3 separate regions of the Homo sapiens genome follow, and all the other regions are linked to region 3. Evidence: chromatin contacts called from ENCODE Hi-C or POLR2A ChIA-PET data. All regions are on one chromosome and are shown on one strand. The core of a region is the stretch at or near the end of the contact, and the rest is flanking DNA. Distances in the headings are between cores, read along the strand shown.

The links. A loop is a pair of places that touch in the nucleus more often than their neighbours do. ChIA-PET counts read pairs that join two places held with the same protein, here RNA polymerase II (POLR2A). Pooled maps may share reads with other maps.
Region 1: a map of endothelial cell of umbilical vein shows a loop between it and region 3 (4-fold over the local background). The contact joins the promoter of LINC02915 here to the enhancer-like site in region 3. A Hi-C loop is called at or near these places in 1 of 168 maps with a recorded cell type or tissue (endothelial cell of umbilical vein).
Region 2: a loop to region 3 is called in a map of endothelial cell of umbilical vein, with 9 times the contacts of the local background. The contact joins two enhancer-like sites. A Hi-C loop is called at or near these places in 1 of 168 maps with a recorded cell type or tissue (endothelial cell of umbilical vein) and 2 of 50 pooled maps. POLR2A ChIA-PET finds 5 or more read pairs at or near these places in 3 of 52 experiments (BJ, H1 and endothelial cell of umbilical vein).

Annotation. Positions count from the first base shown.
Region 1 is chr15:39,249,382-39,253,195 of GRCh38, forward strand. It overlaps LINC02915 (long intergenic non-protein coding RNA 2915), which reads left to right and starts at 1,288. Exons shown (of 2, transcript NR_144508.1): 1 at 1,288-1,482; 2 at 2,678-3,814. All of the region lies in intron 1 of LOC105370777 (a long non-coding RNA gene), which reads right to left.
Region 2 is chr15:38,842,832-38,846,408 of GRCh38, forward strand. No RefSeq gene overlaps it. Among named protein-coding and RNA genes, the nearest start is that of LINC02694, 150 kb to the left of the region's middle. Within about 2 kb of position 1,565, at least 2 of the 41 ENCODE cell types and tissues checked have a DNase peak (open chromatin) inside an H3K27ac peak, as active enhancers do; they include endothelial cell of umbilical vein, where a contact is called at or near this core.
Region 3 is chr15:38,993,973-38,997,586 of GRCh38, forward strand. All of the region lies in intron 2 of LOC105370777 (a long non-coding RNA gene), which reads right to left. Among named protein-coding and RNA genes, the nearest start is that of LINC02915, 250 kb to the right of the region's middle. Within about 2 kb of position 2,264, at least 3 of the 41 ENCODE cell types and tissues checked have a DNase peak (open chromatin) inside an H3K27ac peak, as active enhancers do; they include endothelial cell of umbilical vein, where a contact is called at or near this core.

The sequences.
Region 1 (3,814 bases), core at 38-2,537, 250 kb after region 3:
TTCCTTCTTTTACAAAACAAGTCACTCTCTACTGACAATCAAACCCAAGTCCTCTAGATTCTCCATAATATTATTTACATCTATCCTCTTCTATCCAGCCCTACTGTCCCTCCCTCATAGCTTACTAAGTTTTCCCCAAAAGCCTCCTGACCTCCCTTCTCTGTGTCCCCCCATTCTTTTCCTTTCTTCTTTCCTTTTCCTTCCTCTCTCAACATGTATCTCATCAATTCCAACCTGCTTAAAACCCTTCAGTGACTTCCCACTGACCTAAGATTAAGTCATTGCTCTCAAATATGGCACTGCTTACCCATTGTTCTGCATATTATATTCTCTCTCCATCACTTTCTATGTTCCAACCACATTGGACTTCTTTAATATCCTCAAAACTACAAGTCGTATACCAGGGAAGGGCTTTTACACAGGCTGTTTATTCACTGTGGAACACTCCCTCCTCCTCTTCTCTTAGCTCAGCCATTCGCAAACTTTTGGGGCTCGGCCCCTTTGTGCTCTCAAATCTTCTGAAGAACCCCAAAGACCTTTTCATTTTAAAAAAGGTAGATTATATCATTATATCATGTTGCAAATTAGAACCAATTCTTTTTTAAATATTTAATTCATTTTAAAACAACATAGTAAACTGATTATACCTTAACATAAATAACATTTTATGAAAACATAGCCACGTTTTCCAAAACCAAAAATACATGAGTGAGACTAGTAGTGCTGTTATGCATTTTTTGCAAATCTTACCAATATCTGGCTTACTAAAGGATAAATGGATTCTCATGTCTGCTTCTGCATTCAATCTGTTGTGAAATCTATGTTATGCAGCTTCTGTAAAACTCCATTGTACACTTGTAATGCAATAAGAATGAAAAGGCAAATGACTTCTTAGTATTATAGGAAAACAGTCTTAACTCCTCCCTAAAAGTGTCTTAGGCAGAGACATCCAGGAAACCCAAGGTATACATTAGGAACTCTTAATTATCCTTAATATCTTGTCTTAAAGTTAAAATTTGCAAAGATGTCTTTCCTGACCTCAAAGAATAGGTCTGAGTCCTCTTGTTATATGTTTCTATAACATTCTTACCTCTCTGTCAAAACACTCACCGTACCTATAATTTATTCAATAATTTGCATAAGGACAGGGACCATACCAACTTTGTTCATAGTGAGTCTCCAGTGCTCAGCACACAGCAAGGACTCAGAAAATCTTTGTGGGAGGAAGCAGGAAATAGAAGGGGGAGAGCAAGGAAGTAAGGCCTCAGACTCAATGACACAGCTCCCTGACAATCGCTCCATTCCTTCAGCAGGATGTACACAGAGATATAACTTTCTACAGCATCCACTGCAGCTCTGGGCTCCATTTCCCTTTGAAATGGGATGGGAGAAAGGGGCAGGTAACAGACTGGAGTGAGGAGACTGAGGAGAAACTGTAGAGAATAATACTTAGGAGTACACGTGCTGGATTCTCTCATTAAGGTAATCATTCAATATTTACTAAGCAGCTACAATTTGCCAGGCATTCTTCTGGGCACTTGGGACACATCAGTGAACAAAATAGAGAAAAGTTTCTGGCCTCAAGCGATTTACAGGCAGACCTGAACTCAACCACACATCCCTCCACTTGAGTTGGCCTGGATTGTTTGTTTAATCTTCTTGTGCCTTATTTCTCTCATCAGTAAAATGTGAACAAGCCTTGAGAGTTTCCAGGTGAGAACTAAATGAAAGAATATCTTTAATGTACCCAATAGAATCAGGCACCTGGTAGGTGCCTAATAAATGGAAATCTTTCTGCTGGCAACTCTTATTCCAAAATTGATTTTTTTTTCATGTACAGAAACTATTCGATAGATTAGAATCCAGTCACTCACAGGATATCACTTGGGTAGTTGTCGGGGAGGGGGAGTGGTGTATTTAGGGTCTTCTCAGGATTCGGGGGGCTGGCTGCAGTGTCATTTTCCTATAGAGAAGCATCACCTCTGGCTTCCTCTCTTCTTCACAAGCCACCTGGATATGTTTACATTGAACTATGCAAGGTACTATTGTAGTCTTAAGCTATGCAGTATTTCAAAACAGACTTTCCTGAGGACTCTTACAAAAATAATTATGCCACGAGTGTCAGACTATTTGAAAGAAGATATTCATAGCCAACTGTTTGTAAGGGACCACCTCCTTACATGGGTTTATTGTGTATCATAGGGTTGCTGGGGTTTTCCAACTTCACCCTCTGAGTGTGGGTTGGCCTTTCTGAGAAAGCTACACTGCCTTTGAAGTAGGACTACCAGGAGAGAGGGGGGAAAAAAAAGTGTAGGGCTCTTTGACTTTTCATTTCCCTTTCTATCTACTTACTCTTTGTGCCTTCTCCAGTTAGTACCACACTAGAGAAGTGTTAGGTAGAGGAAGAGGAAGAAAGAAAAAAGGACAATCTTATCAGTTGATTTTGCTATGTGTTACCAGTCTGGTAAAAACATTTGAAGTTAGAAAGTATTCAAACATGAATAAAGTTTGGGAATTACTTGTATGGATTTAATTTCCTCAGAATACCCTCATTGTTCCTTCGCAGGAAATATTCATGAGTCAACTATCCAGAATCATAGTTATTATTCAAGCGGTGTGGGTTTAAAAGGAGATTTGATGCCATGGCAAACCTCACTGACTTAGACTGTTCTTCAAGTTAAAGAGCAGGATGATGTCTGAAGTGGCTGAAACACATATGGCTTCAGTGTGTCAAGAAGACCTGAAAGATCCCACATGGAAGTGAAATTCATTACTGGCAAGCACGGTGGCAGGAGACCCCAGAGGGCTGAGCCGCAAAGAATTTGCAGAGCCTTATGGCTAACTCCATGGCCTAGTTTGATCTTGAAGTTACTGTCTTGGATAATCCTCTCAAATCTGTTCCTGCACTTAAGAGCCACTCATCACATGACGGAGCTCCCTCTCAGGTTCCTTTACATCGCCCTGTCAGAAATGACTTTCAGGGAACAGACATCACATCAAATCATCCAACAGATGTCCCTTTCAAATAAGTTGGAGCAGAACCAACTATATGGAGAAGTCATAAACAAAGAAACAGACAACCCAGTGATTTCCAGCGGATTGACATTACTCTTTGCACAGAAACCTCAGTCTCCTGGGTGGAAGAACATGAGTTCAACAAAGCGTGTGTGCACTATATTGGCTGACTCTTGCCGTGCTCAGGCTCATGCTGCTGACAGGGGAGAGAGGGGACATTTTGGAGTCCAAATCTTGCATCATTTCATTGAAGTGTTCAATGTCATGGCTGTAAGAAGTAACCCATTTTAATAACTGGCATCAAAGGATTTAGGAGAGAGAAACCCAGTATCCAGACCCATTTCCGTCAGTGACACTCTCCTCGTATTGGGAGGATTGGCCAGAATCGTCTGATTCCTGTTTCTGATTTCCTTCCTCACTGGCATCAGAGTATTTCACTATAGGAAAACTAATATCTAACTGAGCTCCAAGTGCTAAATAACAGCATCTCATGTTCATTCCGGGTCACCAAGAGGTTCAGGGTGACCAAGTCACAAACTATAAATTTGAACATTTGATGATTTTTGCAGGAGACTGGGTGAACAAAGGAAAACCCGAGAGATACATAAAGGTGGAAACTAGGATTTCTCATTTGAATTATTTAACATGCCTCACTCTAATGGTTATAAATGTAAAGGAAATGCAGGTTCTTCAAGAAGGTGAAACGAAGTTACTGAATTTAAGTTTTTTTTTTTTTAAACCTACTTTAGAATAGGAAACATGCTTACTAATATTTACAAGGCACTACAAGGCACCAGCC
Region 2 (3,577 bases), core at 315-2,814, 150 kb before region 3:
GGCTACCATCCTTGTCCTAACCCTCTTTGCAGCCTTGAAGATAGCTTCCCTCATCAAGAAAAATCATCCCCATTATTTAAGCACTTTACCTAACCCTATTGAGCTTTTTTGTCTTAGTCCCTAAACTAAATGTTTAAAAAGTAGGTTAAATTTCAAAACTGACCACAGGTCAAGTTGAGAATGAGATGCAAAGTTGAGCATATGTCTCTAAAGTCCTAAATAACTTTCCAACTTGGTCTTTCAGGCTGGTAGGAGGGATTCTGGGTTGAAGCCATGGACTGGTACAAACATTTCTGGAGGAATATACACCATGACTTGCACATTTTGGAATAACAACAATCATGTTTTTCCAATAGCATATAATCTCAAATTCTTCTCTCCAGGAGGGAAAAAAGCATAAGCCATACCATCTGGCAGTGGCTAGATTAGTTTCACATTGGAAAACTGTTGTAGAGGGTAGCTGGGTGTCTCTAAAGCGATGGAACCACAATAAAGATTCAAGAAACAAAATAATAATTGCAATTAAAAATGAAACACTGCCAAATTCTTGAGTTGCCGTCTAGGGTTTTAGTGGTTTGGTTATTTGTATCTTCATTACTTCTACACTCTGGATACAGAGATTCCAGGGATTAGCGGGTGGCAATAAAGTTTCATTGTAGCACAGTGAGAAATGCAAACAGCATTACAATTTGTGAGGCAGAACAAAACCAAGCTCTTTTTAATTCATGTTAGCATAGAAGCAATGTAACCAAAAAATACAGAAATAGTCTTGTGTTTGGAAAAGGATGGTAGTGGGATGCATTGTTTTGTGTCATGGATTGATTTGGGACATGCACTTAATCTTTTTTTTTTTTTTTTTTTTTTTTTTGAGATGGAGTCTCTCTCTGTCTCCAGGCTGGAGTATAGTGGCATGATCTCAGCTCACTGCAATCTCTGCCTCCCGGGTTCAAGAGATTCTCCTGCCTCAGCCTCCTGAGTAGCTGGGATTATAGGCACATGCCACCACACCCAGCTAATTTTTGTATTTGTAGTAGAGATAGGGTTTCACCACGTTGGCCGGGATGGTTTCGATATCCTGACCTCGTGATCTGCTCGCCTTGGCTTCCCAAAGCGTTGGGATTACAGGTGTGAGCCATTATGCCCAGTCATACTTACTCTTACTGTGTCTATTTTGAACCTCTTACAAAGTTTCTGTCTGTAGGAGATTTATTGTCACTAATACTTTATGGAATTGGCTCTTATATTGGTGTATATTGCTTGATTTTTTCTACGTTTTAAATAATCTAAGAAGGAGACACTGAAAGCAAGCTTTTCCGTTTCAGTTTTTAGTTTTGCCACTGAGTGCATTGCCTTAATACAATTGTGTTAACTTGTGAGTTCATTCTGTTTCACTTACCCTTTGCAATGAGGAAGTAAAATAGGGATATATAAATAACTCAAAACTTAATTACTTATGTTAGGATGGAAAATATATGATTTAACACACACATCAGGGGAAAAACAAGGTTCAAGTAATAAATATGTTCATGATTAACGACCAGAGGAAATTCCATTGCAGGCACATCCAGGCTCACTCACACACAAGGCATGCCACTGATAATCCTGCACATCCTTCCCCCTCCATCTCTGCCTCAGCCTCCATTCAAATGCACATTCCTCCAAACAGAGTATACACACAGACACAGGATAAAATTGGTAAAGAAAGCTCATGTCAGTTAAATGCCAGATTTTGATGAGAAAGCTTATTAATTGGATAAGCTACGAATCTCTAAGGCAGATTACTGTAAATGGGGAGGGGTGAGGATGTTGTTAGAATTGAAACTTAGAGCCTCACAAAACATGATTTGTGAGGTATCTTTCCCATAGTGATTTATTTTTGGGAACAAAATGTCATTTGTATAAAATATATTGTTGGCAATTGATATAGTCATTTAATTTTATGACAGTGTATTTTAGGAATAAATGCATTCCCCAAAGGGGCATTGGCATAGAATTAGCAATAGAAATGATGTCACTGCTATAAGGAAATCCAAAGTGGCTAAGATTCCAGAGAGTCCTGCAGAGGTCTATAGCCTATGGATTATTAAACACTGCTGCCTGATAAGGGGTGAGAACAAAAAGAACAAAAGCAAATGTACATGATTTAGAAATTCCGAAACATGGTTTGAGCAACTGGAAATAGAAACCAAAAGCTTTCTCAAATATGTTTTAAGTAAACTATCAGCCTACAAAAGAATACTTTTTTAACTTTGACCAGCAATGTAAAACTTTCAAAATATGCATAAAAATCTTAAATACATACTCAGTTTATACAGAAAAATAGGCCTGGCGTGGTGGCTCATGCCTGTAACCCCAGCACTTTGGGAAGCTGAGGTAGGAGGGCTGCTTGAGCCCAGGAGTTTGAGACCAGCCTGGGCAGCATGGTGAGACCCTATCTCTACAAAAAATTTAAAAATTAGCCAGGCATGATGGCATAAGCCTGTAGTCCCAGGTACTCCCAAAAATCAATAATAAGACTTGGGCAGCTCAAGAGGAAATTCTAAAGAAAGGGGATCTGATAATTAAATCATGAGATGTATCCTGGACCTCCTGGCATTAACCTTCTGGGAGGCAGCAGGAAGGAGATAATCTCAGCCAATGTCTCTATTCTGCAAAAAAAATGGAGCCCAGAGAAGCTAAAATGGTTTGGGTAGAACTCTACAGTAGTTCACTCTGATTGATATGGGCTTCCTATGTTTGATTCAGTTGTAGGAATCCTATCAATGAAAATTAGTTTTGGCAGGAGCCTGCTCTGTCAGCTGTGACCCACTATTGCCTTCTACTACACTATAATTACATGCCCACTCAAAAGGTATTAGGACCTCCACAGATACCAAAGTGTACTGAAAGTAAATTGAAAACGAATGGGAAACAAAATGCAGTTTAAAAAGCTTCACAAAATCAGCAACCTTAAACAGAAAAAATTACCATTTTGCCCCAGATAAAATCTCAGGATGCCATCAAAGGCAATCCTTTGAGTATTTCAGGGTCTCAAATTGTATTAGTGGGAAGGAGGCAAAACAATTCTATTTGGACTTGAACTGAACCAAAGTTTAATTTGAGATAAATTCCATAATTTACCTAGGAATCAGTGTCTTTTTTTTTCTTTTCTTTTCTTTCTTTTTCTTTCTTTCTTTCTTTTTTTTTTGTTTTTTTGTTTTTTTGTTTTTTTGAGGCAGGGTCTTGCGCTGTTACTCAGGCTGGAATGCAGTGAAGCAATCATGGCTCACTGAAGCCTTAACCTCCAAGGCTTAGGCGATTCTCCCACCTTGGCATCCTGAGTGGCTGGGAGTACAGGCACATGCCACCACCCCTGGCTAATTTTTCATCTTTTGTAGAGACAGGGTCTCGCCATGTTGCCCAGCCTGGCCTCAATATTCCTGGGCTGAAGCAATCCTCCCACCTTGGCTTCCCAAAGTGCTGGGATTACAGGTGTGAGCCATCGTGCCCAGCCTATTTACAATATTATTAAAGTTATAGCTTTGAAAGAGTTGAAAAGTGTTTTCACCATCTAATTCTACCCGTGCTCCTTGTGAAC
Region 3 (3,614 bases), core at 1,014-3,513:
AGAGGACAGCTTCTGTGGCCAAATGAACCAAGCATGAAATCGACACTTTCTAGCTGCGTGGGAAAATTCCCCAGCTTCTCTGTGCCTCAGTTTCCTCTTGCATAAAACAATACCCCTCTCACAGGGCTGTTGTGTGGATTAACAGTGTTAAAGCATGCACAAGGATTACAACAGTGTCCAGAACACTGTAAGAGCCCTGTCAATGTTACTGCCTCTTGCTGTCTGAGCATCTTTAGTTGTGCTCTGAAAACTGCTCCTCCTGGTGATGCCCTCCGGGCTTCCATGTGCCATTCCTTTGGAACCCCTGTCACCCCTCAAAGCATTTCATATGTACACCATAGGAATAGGAAGAAGGTACCAATCCTGTCACGCTATAGCTGATGGCCCCCTTCCTATCCACTCCCCTAAACCCCTAAAGTACACAGCTCTCCCAGATCAAACACACACACCAGCACTTTTTCCTCTGGGAAGGCCAGTACTCCCTCTCTACTCTCAGTAGCAGCCTCTGTCATTTGTCCTTTACTTGCCAAACAAAAGCCTATTCATTTATTTGTTGGAGGTGGGGGATCGGCTTCAGGAAAGCTTGCATCACTGTATTTATTAAAGATTGCACAGCCCAAATGCAGATAAAGCTTCTCAGAGTAGGAGAAGAAAAAACACTACTCTTCCTTCTGAGTCTTCTATGGTAGTGAAGGAAATGACAGACTAAGATGAGAATATTTTGCTCCACTATGTTTGTGTGTATCATCTGGCTCTCCTACTAGATTGTAAGCTCCATATAGTCAGTGAATTTAGCTGCAGAACTTCTTCTGTATTTCACATTTATTAAATAAATTTAAATGAATGAATAAATAAATCTGAATAGGGATTTTATTTATTAGGTGTGAAAGTTTATTCTTTTTACTTTCTCACTCTTTCCTTTCAACAGCAAAGGTATGCTGTTCAATGTTTAATAACCAGCTCTTCATGGAGACGGGGAAGTCCTGATCTGCAGAACTTGCCAATTTCTTTGGTGTGAATATTCCTGTTATAGGTGATTGCAAGTGAGTAGCTCACAAAATTCCTGGAGATTTAATAATTGGCTCTAACATGCAGTTACAGAATAGCTCCAGCATACCACTAAAAATAGGTATTAAATTTGTTTTATATATTATAGGGAAGATCCAGTATTCTTTAACATAAATTGAAACTATAATACAAATTCAATGGCTATTCTTCTAATTATATGACTACATGTATACACAAATAAATGAACAGGTGTGCAGAAAGAAGTTAATGTAGCAGGCCTGAGACTGATATCCAGAAAAAAAAAAAAAAAAGGCTTACAAGGTTGGCCCGTGACTGGCTTTGGGGAACTTACATTCTAGAAGGTTTCCCACTATTCCCAAAACTCCACGTGGAATCTCTTCTCCTCTGTATTATCACAGTATATTGATATACTTTCATTATGGAACTTAATACATTGCCGTATTTCCAGGTCCCCTTAGCAATCCCCATTTTCACCCCCAGTTCCAAGACAACGAGCTTCCCAAGGGCAAAAGCCACTGCTGTTCTTTTTGTGATTGTAGTGGGAAATAGAAGGCCCAGCACCTACTAGGGCATTGGGTTCTCTAAATAGATTGTATTGCATGGGGCAGGGACATTTTAGGTCATGAGAGAGGTTGACTATGGTGTGAAAAATGAAAGACTATTTAGATGGAGGGCCAATTCTGAAGCTTTGTTGACAGTGAAGACAGAAACAGATATCCCTGTCCCTTCTCCTGTCTCTTATCCATACTGTGTTCTGGTGAATGGGTTATGGGACATCTATGTGCCCTTTCCTCATTGTGTTTCCAATGTCTACTGTGCTATGGATATCTGAAGGGCCTCCAATGTGCTTGATCTTTCATAGCACCCCAGGTGGCTGCTCAACTTTCCCAATTCCCATCATATGGAAGGCAGCAGAGCAGAAAGGTTGGGACAGAAACAATACTAATTAAAGGTCATTGGAGAAAGGGTTCCTTCATTAGGAGATGACTTCAAGGAATCAACAGGGAAGACATGAAGTCTCTAATTCTATGAAATTCAAGTCTCTAATTCTATGAAATTCCAGACTTCCCCTTGTTGGCTATTGTTTTCCCATGTTTCATTAAAACTGGTTTCAACACTTCAGTAACATGGAATTTGAAGGCTTGTCTTCCATTTTCACTCAGTCAGGCATGCCTAGCATTTTACTGGTAGACTGAAGGAATGCAGGTCACCCAAACAGGACAGATGACTGGAATAATTTGAAATCATGCCTAGTCTTTTTTTTTTCTTCTCTCTTAGCTCATGTACAGAAATGTTGGAAGCTTATTAACTTCTGGTAAGAATAGTTAACAGCAAGGATGAGAGAAATGAAGCATTCAGATGATTAATATAAAATGGTATCAAAACAATGGGTTACTCATTGCATTTTTTCATTTCCCAATGATGAAAAGCCACTTCCGTTCCTCCAGCTTTGGAGCGAACATAATATAAGCACAAATGAATTGAGTGGGAGAAAGTTTTATGACCTTTATTATTTGGCCCAAGTTCACAGCAATGTCTGAAGAGAATGCCAGGAAATCTCTGTTTAGACTAATTTGCAGAAGAAACTACTGTTAGGGAATGATAGCTGTGTATTTATTTATTGAATTCGTCTCTTGGACATAAACATACTGTCTACTAACCTATTTACATGTTTAATTAAACACATTTTCCATCAGATTAAAATGAGAACAGGAAACTACCTCTCAATGGGTTTATGTGGAGTGTCAGCCACATGCCAGACCCTGCACTAGAAACCCTGGTTGCACAGTGGTTAACAGAACAGACTTGGTCCTTGCCCTTGTGAAGCTTATAGTTTTGTGGGAGAGAGAAATTAAACAAGAAAACAATTAAATGAATAATCACAGATTATGATGTACAATAAAGGCAGTGGGTGCCAGGAAGAAGAACTTATATTTGGTGATGAGAGACCACCTCTCTGAAGAAGGTACATTTAATCTGAGGCCTTAAGGATAAGGAAGAGTCAGCTGGGAATAACAAATGTCTATTTGTGGGAATAAACAAGGAGGGGACGTGCACACAGGCAGAGTGAACAGCGTGTATGTGGATTTGAGGCAAGAAATACCTTGCAGAGATATGGAACTGAAAGACTGTAAATATGGTTGGAGCATACTGAAGAAGGGGAGAATGGTATATGACATCCTCTACAGTAGCTAGCCCAGTCCCCTCAGCACGCTAGGGTTCAATACATCTAGGGTTCAATACATTTTTGTTGATAATGAATAAAGTTCCTAAAAAAATTTTAAGGTTAACTTGTGCCCCAAGTTATGATCTCATCCCCAGTCATTCTAACATCTCTTCCAAGAATAGAAACTATTGGGGAGAGGGCACACAGCCTCCTGGGATAGACATACACTAATGTGGACGCTGAATTTTATGCAACAGAAATAAAATACTGCCAGTGAGTTGTGAATTTGCCTATTGGATTAAGAAGCTTAATTCAATGGAGTTTAATTGGGACAGATTGGTTGGTGATAGTTGGTAGCAGGGAGCTGGAGTGTTTAGCCAAGAACTACAAAAATCTTAACACTCTTTTTGCTATGGCC